Regions from separate parts of the Mus musculus genome. Here region 2 is linked to region 1. A link is a contact called in ENCODE POLR2A ChIA-PET data. All regions are on one chromosome and are shown on one strand. Each heading gives the region's core, a stretch centred on a gene start or an enhancer-like site at or near the end of the contact. The rest is flanking DNA. Distances are from core to core; before and after follow the strand shown. Region 1 holds the start of Ofd1 (OFD1, centriole and centriolar satellite protein). Region 2 holds the start of Tmsb4x (thymosin, beta 4, X chromosome).

Region 1 (3,752 bases), core at 448-2,947:
TAAAGAATTCTAGGCTGAATAAAGATTAAGACCGCTGGGGCAAAAAGATTGTGCAGCAGTTAAGAGAACATACTGCTCTTGCAGAGGACACAAGTTCAATCCCAGCTCCTACATCAGGCAGCTCACAATTGCTTGTAACTCCAGCTCTATGGGATCTAATGCCTTCTTCTGGACTCTGTGGGTACCTGTACTCATTACACACACACACACACACACACACACACACACCTCTAAAATAAATCTAAAAGTACAAAACAACCAAAAACTGAGTGAAGACAGTGCCCAAACAAGGTGTGGAAAGTGCTGCTGTCATCCTCATTACATCTCCTGTGAAAATACTTAGTTCTGGAAATCATAATTTCAAATGATGGATACCTTTAAACAATATGTTGGGAGCAGGGGGGTGGGTGGGGACTTAGACAATGAATGGTCTGAAAACAAAACAAAATAAGAGCAACTGAAGGAGCCAGTCGAGGGTGTTTTAAGCTAAGTGAGGATGAAGTGTTCTGTGGTGGGTGTTTAGTATATTCTTGAAATATAATGTCTAGTAGGAAAGGGATTTGACTAGGGATAGCTCGTGGTTCCTTATGAGCAAAATCTGCTTTGCTGGTATGGCTGCCAGGAGCTGGTGCTGAGAAACTGTGTGGTCAGCAGTGAAAGGCTGTGATCAATTAATTATTCATGTCTGGTATGGCTGTCAGGAGTTGGTGCTGAGAAACAGTGTGGTCGAATGGCTATGATCAATTATTCATGTCTGGTATGGGTTTGAGGGAGTGCAGTACATACACAAGATCAAGTATTTTTTTTTAACTCTAGACTTGACAGGCTTATTCTAAACTGCTGTAAAGGCCAAGCCCAGGGCTGACATCTGAAGTTACCAGGAAGCTAAAAATTCATATGGTGCAATGGTGGAAGACTACTAGTGCAAGAGCAGGATGAATTTAGAAATCCTTACAAGTTAAACATTTTAGTTAACAGGCAAACACAAGATAAAACGCATGCACCCCAGTTCAAAGCCGTCCATATTTATAGCAAATCTCTCTATGGAGGAACCTTTCAGAAACTTGCTCCTGACAGCTGTAAATTCAACTTGCCCCACAGATCAGCAAAACTAGTGGGGCTTTTCTATAAAATGAAGCTCCGTGCTTCTCAAGGAGATGCGCTTTTGCCCTCTTTGAGAGCATCTGTCAAAGTCTGGAGGGCGAGGTAGGGTACCACTGGCATTTAATGGAAACTGACCAAGGATGCGGTCAACCTACGATGCCCGAGACCGCTTTCTACAGTAAACCGGCTGCAAAGGGCAATGGCATTGCAATGAAGATGCACTGCGTTAGCGACCTGGAGAACGCCAAGCCTCCGTCCCAGTGCGCGGAGGTCCCCTCCAAGGGGACACGGAGGCTATACCAACTAGGAGAACGGGGATTACTCGGCGCCGGGGGGCTGGGCGTGCTGTCCCGAGTCAGGGCTGGGTAGAGGTAGAAGACCACTGTTCGCATCACGGGAGGCCTGGATGCCCCCGCGGACCCGGAACGCCCGCCGCCTGCTTCCCTCCAGAGCTCACCTGTAGGGAGGAGCCGAGATGAGAACCGGCCGCCTCTTTAATCTGCGCTCGGGAGCCTCAGCCTGGGAGTCCCAAAATCACTCTCGCGAGATCTGAGGCTATGCTCTCGCGAGACGTGGCCGGGACTGCTCGCCTAAGAGCGCGCAGGCGTCACGGAGGGCCAAAGCCTGGGCGGTTAGGCTGAGCCGGCCGAGCGGGCCGAGCGGCCGGAGCGGGCGGAGCAGGCGGCGGGCGGCGGGCAGTGTAGGGATGAGCTACGGAGCAGGGAAAACTGCCGACTGAGCGGCCGCTTCGGGGCCCTCGCTTGTCGTTTCCGTCTTTATTCCGTCCAGAGTCCCTCCTGGCTCGCGGACCCGCCCACCCTTCCCATACCGTGGGAGGAAGCGCGGCTGCTTGACGAGTTAGGGGCTGAATGTTTAGCTCTCTTGCTCCCCTAGGTCCCCAGAGACAAGCTGGATTCCGAGGTCAAGGGCTCCCTCTCCTCCTGCGCCCCGGCCCGGGCCGAGGAGTCCGACCGTGGAGGGGCGAGCTCGGGAGGAAAGCAGATGAGGATGGCTCAGGTAGTTCCACCTGCCACTTTCCAGGGTTTTTCCGATTGGACATCTCTTTGTTTTGATGTCCGTTAAGCATCTTAGGGCTTCCGGTGAGGTCACTGATTTCTGAAATTCAGGTCCACGTTGACACTAGGTAACCCATCATTTTCTCTTTTCAGTCCAACATGCCCCACAAGTCTGATGTGTTGAGTCAAGATGAACTGCGCAAAAAGCTATACCAGACGTTTAAGGATCGGGGTGTACTGGACACACTTCAGGTATCAGATTTAGGCACAATCGTGTCGTTATACTTCCACAAGTGTAACCTTTAACCGCAGGTGGCTCCACATTTAAATTCATTCATTAAGGTAGCACATAACCTGTATAATGAACACATTGCCATAAAACTAAGCTGCTGTTACAAATCTTGTTCCCAGTCTCGCTTTGATCATGCTACGTCTATGTAGTGAGCAGGAGGGGGACTTGCGAGGAACGGACTGCAGAGGGTAATGTGAGCAGAGTACTGTGGTCTACATGTCTGAGAACAACAAAATGAAGCCCAGTCTGTTTCATGATACTCCCTAGAAAAAAATCTATAGTGGAATGGTACCAGGTGTCTTGTCACACGCCTTTATCCCAGTTCTTCGGAAGCAGAGGAAGGCACATCTCTTGTGAGGGTAGCTGGGCCAAATAGCCAGTTCCAGGTCAGCCAAGACTTCATAGTGATACCCTGTGTCAGTAATAGTAAGTACACATAAGATATTTTAGAGTGTGGATATTTTAAATGAATAGCAACTGTTTATTAGAACATCTTAAGTTTGGGTAGCAGCAAGGGATGGAGTTAGTTCAATGTGTTTCCTTACAATATACCTTTTAGACTATATTTTACATATAGAATTGGAAATTAAGGAAAGGTGAGCCCAATTTTTCCCACTCTTGTTTTACTACATACAAATATTTAAGACTTGTCCGGAAAATACAGAAAGGCAGAAGAGAGAAAAATCATATATTATAACTACAAACTGCTGTTAGGCGTGTATATCATTTTAAAATTTAGATTATATGAGGATCCTTTTCCTGTTTCCTCAGGTTGCCTGAAATCCTTATTTTCAGTGGCAGCAGATTCCTCCTGGTCAGTCAGAGGTCATGGAGGTCGCTGCCTCCTATTGACTGAGGCTTCTACCTAGGTCTCCACCTCATCTATTTGTTGTACCTGTCATTTTCTGCCTAGTATAGAGAACTCCCCTGTCTGAGGAAAAAGGCCTGAGCATGCTTGGGCCAGTTTGCAGGGTTCTGCTTCCTTCCTGAGTACTGGGGTGTTAGGCCAGGGCCATTATGTCTTGGGGTAAGAGCGTTTCTAGCAATGTGTCCATATGGCTAGGGAAGGATTGTTGGTGTGTATTTCACAGGCAGTTTGGGAATATTTGTTTCATCCTTCACGTCTCAGTTTGATTTGGTCTTAAGCAATGGATATCATTATCTGTAAGCCCTTTGTGCAAGTCTTGTTCCCAGTTTCAGCATGACTGCTTATTCAGTCCATTAGCCCAATTGGAGGAAAAGCAGGGCATGTTTTCATTTTCTCAAATTTAGATAATTTTTACTTTCTTAGTTCAATGACTGATAGAGGTGAGTTAATAATGTAAATTTTATGGAATTTA
Region 2 (4,112 bases), core at 423-2,922, 770 kb before region 1:
TCAGCAGCTAAAATAATCTGCCTGCTACGCTGTTACGAAAGTAGAAAATTCTAGATGTTTACAGATTCCACTCTTCAGTCTCCTCTGGCCGCATAACTTCTGTAAGGGCTAATCTTTCCTAAGGCAAACAGGCAACCAGGGTCAAGGCGATAGCATTCCTTTGTCATAGGAAGACACGTACACGGTGACAGCTGAGTGAAGGAAGGGACACTGGAATCCAATGACCCACCGAAATGGTGTCAGTGTAACTGCAGCTGCCAAGCAGAAGTCAGAAATGCACCCTGCAAGATGTGTTCTGTGTTTCAACAATGCAGTGAACTCCCTCCAAGTGGACATGGGGAGAGAGAGGATGTGTTACCAGAGAAGTGACATCTAATGCGCGCTCAAACAGGTCTAGGGCCCCATCCAAAGGGCAGAAAGGCAGTCTCCCAAGTAGAGCATTAACTGGGGAACCACATGGGTCACCTGCTCCTCCCTACCCCCATCTCCTTCCTCCCAAGTAAAAGGGAAGTAGATGAAGAAATGGGGAAGTCCAAGCTGCTCCAGCAGCGGCAGTTTAGGGTCCCTAATAACACTTGACATTACCAGAGAGGCAAAGCCTCTGCCATAAAAATGCTTAGCAAAGGCTTTCTGGAAACATCCCTCCAGGGCACAGAAAAGGAGAAGGAATGTTTTATAGTTCTCTGTGTCTCAGATATAATCCCAGCGATGCCCTTTTAAAAATATCCTACGGAGCTACCTCCAACCACCTGCCACTTGCAGGCACAAGCTTGGTATCTGTAATTACTTTTTAGTAGCAAGTGGGTCCCTGCGACTTACGGACTCAGGTGCCATTTTGAAACCGGCACATCTCTACCTGAATCGTCCACATGTGTTGCAGGGAAAACCTTCCCTTCAAAAGCTAGTTCGCGCTTCAGCTTCAATCCTCAGATAATAGAGCTGATGGACTTGTGGTCTTTGGGAATCCTTGGCTCCCATTAGCAATCACTTTTAATTGATGAAAATAAGAAAAGGAAAATGAACTTCCTTATTGTCAGTCAGTAACAGAAGTTGACTTTGACTTAATTTTGAAGGGGCCGGCTGTGTTCTCTCTGAAGCCCCCTTACACCTAGCAAATGTTAGGCACTTGACTCGATTGCTCACGGAAATTATAGCAAACAATACAAATGCTGCGGCGCTAAAACTTTTCTTTTAAAAATCCACTCAAGGATCCTTTATCGCCCTCTCAAATCAAGGGGGAGACAAGCGAGGGAGACAAAGAGGGCCGGGTGGGGCTGTCCACTGGTCTGAAAGCTGAGTCATTGGAATCAGACCCCAGCAGCTCTTGTATGAGGGACACCTCACCCTATCTTGGGGGCGTTGGCTGCAGACAAAGCCGGTTTCAAAGTAAAGAAAAGCCTGTCCCCTTAGGTGCCACTCAGGCCATTAGTTATCACGCATTGAACCTTAAGAACAGGTTTGGGCGGCTGCTGCAAAAGTTCATGATAATAAAATAGACGTCAAATGGGGGGGAAAGCATTTTGAAGGCGTTTGTTCCTTTTCTAGTTCCGCCATCGATGTGGTTCAAAGGCGCTGGTGAATGGGGATGTGGGGGTTGGGAGGGGGTCTGACAGCCTCCGAACGCCCTTCCGGAGATGCGGCGCGAAGGAGTTAAGCCGGACTACGAGTGACATCACCTCATTTGCATAGAAGCACACATAAAGCGGCGTTCGCCGCGCCCCTCCCGACAATCCGCAGCGGCTTCTGAGCAGATCAGACTCTCCTCGTTCGCGCAGCTCGCTCGGGTGAGCCCCAGGGCCCCTTCCTTCTGTCCTTCCCTGCCTGTCCAGCGCAGGCACTTGCCCCTCATCCTCCTCGTCCTTAAAGCCAAGTCCAAGGCATGGTAGTTTCGGGGAATTGGGGGGGGGGGATGCTAAACTCTTCCAGATGCCGAGTAACGGGAAGGGGAACTTGATTAAGAAAGAGAAAACCCCATAAAATTGGGCATTCTGTTGCGCAGCTTAGAGGGGAATTGTTTTTTTTTTCTCCTCGACCCTCTCTCCGAAATATTTTCCCTTGCCTAGCTAGCTGTAATTAATCAGAATTAGAAAGATCCTTTGTTCAAACGCTCTGTGCTCCCCTTAATCGCCTAATGGCTTCGAGGGCTGTTATCTGTGGCGGGTTTAACCTTCCCGGCCTTTAGCGTGAAAATTCGGAAGCCCTTGCAGACGAATGTATGCAAAGGCCGTCAAAAGGCCCCTGTATGCAGATCAAGATGCTTTTGCGAGAAGTGGGGAGGCAGTTTTGTGTGCCAAGGCAGCATTGTTGGACTAGAGAGAGGAGAGGAAGCGAGTAGGGCGGTGGTCGGCAGCTGGCGGCGTCAGCTCCCCCGCCTTTGTGAGGAGGAGAAAGCTGGACCGCCTGGCATCTTTTGGAGAGCAAGCCCTTCTAGAAAACGGAGATGCGTATTGCGACCTTGGCTCCTTTTTAAGAGATTTTACTAGACTTTCCCCCACTTAAACTGGAAATGGCTTCGATCTATCCAGACTTTAATTTTTTCAAAGCTGCAATGTTAACATTCCGCAATGGTGAATTTTATTATACGGGAATACTCACCTTTGACTATTTCCACCTTCGTTCTTTGAATCTTCCCTTTGGGAATATTAAGGGGGAAGATTTTTTTCCTATAGAAAGAGGAAGATCTTTAGAGAGGACTCGACAAGGAAAGCACACAGAGGGAGAGGCAGTAGGATTTCAGGCTTTGGGCTTTCCGGCGGGGTGGGGGTGTGCTTTTGGAACTGGGAGAGGCGAGGGTGGGTGGCTCTTTCTTAGCTCTGGTCTTGGCTTTTGTACCTGCAGCTCCTTCCAGCAACCATGTCTGACAAACCCGATATGGCTGAGATCGAGAAATTCGATAAGTCGAAGTTGAAGAAAACAGAAACGCAAGAGAAAAATCCTCTGCCTTCAAAAGAAAGTAAGCTGTTCGCCCCCACCCATTTTCAGAACGGGCTGGGCGGGAGCAGAGCAGAGCGGGGAGCAGCGGCCGGGAGGAGGAAGGGAGGGGCAGCAGGGAGGATGGGGGGGGGGGCTGCGGGGGAGGAGTCGACAGTTTGATGATGATGAATATGGCCTGCAAAGGTTAATTAAAAACTGTTTTGCAGTCAACAAGCGCCGGGCTCTAGTGATTTAATAATGGAATATTTCATATTCCATATTGTGCATATACATTTATTGGGTAACTGTACTTCTGTTTAGCATGTCTTGCTTAGCGAGGCTGCTATGTGTCTTTCTAGAATTTTTATAGGGTTTTTAAATGGAAATCATGTCATTTTATAGAATGCTCTAAGTCTCCTTTTTTTTTTCTTTTCTTCACAGCAATTGAACAAGAGAAGCAAGCTGGCGAATCGTAATGAGGCGAGCGCCGCCAATATGCACTGTACATTCCACGAGCATTGCCTTCTTATTTTACTTCTTTTAGCTGTTTAACTTTGTAAGATGCAAAGAGGTTGGATCAAGTTTAAATGACTGTGCTGCCCCTTTCACATCAAAGAATCAGAACTACTGAGCAGGAAGGCCTCCCCTGCCTCTCCCACCCATCTGATGGTCTGGCTAGCAGAGAGGGAAAAGAACTTGCATGTTGGTGAAGGAAAAAGCTGGGTGGGAGATGATGAAATAGAGAGGAAAATTCAAGATGGTCAAAGATGTCCTGCAGGATGTAAAATGCAGTTTAATCAGAGTGCCATTTTTTTTTGTTCAAACAATTTTAATTATTGGAATGCACAATTTTTTTAATATGCAAATAAAGTTTTAAAACCTGATTGGTGTGTCTGCTTGGTGACTGGAAGGAGTAGTTAAATGAGTGATAAAACCCTTGCAAAACTGCCTTGCCTCTTGGTCACTGGGACATAGAAGAGACAAACGTAAACTGCCTTGGCCTAACAGCTCTGGCTTAGTCCAGGTCTGTGAAATACCCTGTCTATAGCAAATGATTGGGAGGTCATCATAAGAGTTCCTCATGGGTTACATGGAAGAGTTAATGAAAATATTTGAAATTGGTATAGCCACCATGGTTGGAAGAAGGGGGCTGTGGAATGAAGGGGTAGGGGGGAGGAACTCACGTGTAGTTAGAGCCT

The links. ChIA-PET counts read pairs that join two places held with the same protein, here RNA polymerase II (POLR2A).
Region 2: POLR2A ChIA-PET joins it to region 1 with 10 read pairs in Patski. The contact joins the promoter of Tmsb4x here to the promoter of Ofd1 in region 1. POLR2A ChIA-PET finds 5 or more read pairs at or near these places in 2 of 5 experiments (Patski and embryonic stem cell).

Annotation. Positions count from the first base shown.
Region 1 is chrX:166,438,649-166,442,400 of GRCm38, reverse strand. Ofd1 (OFD1, centriole and centriolar satellite protein) reads left to right here and starts at 1,697. Exons shown (of 23, transcript NM_177429.3): 1 at 1,697-2,121; 2 at 2,274-2,372. The coding sequence starts at 2,107. Trappc2 (trafficking protein particle complex 2) reads right to left here and starts at 1,646. Exons shown (of 5, transcript NM_025432.4): 1 at 1,562-1,646.
Region 2 is chrX:167,206,778-167,210,889 of GRCm38, reverse strand. It overlaps Tmsb4x (thymosin, beta 4, X chromosome), which reads left to right and starts at 1,672. Exons shown (of 3, transcript NM_021278.2): 1 at 1,672-1,784; 2 at 2,839-2,953; 3 at 3,355-3,796. The coding sequence starts at 2,854. The coding sequence ends at 3,389.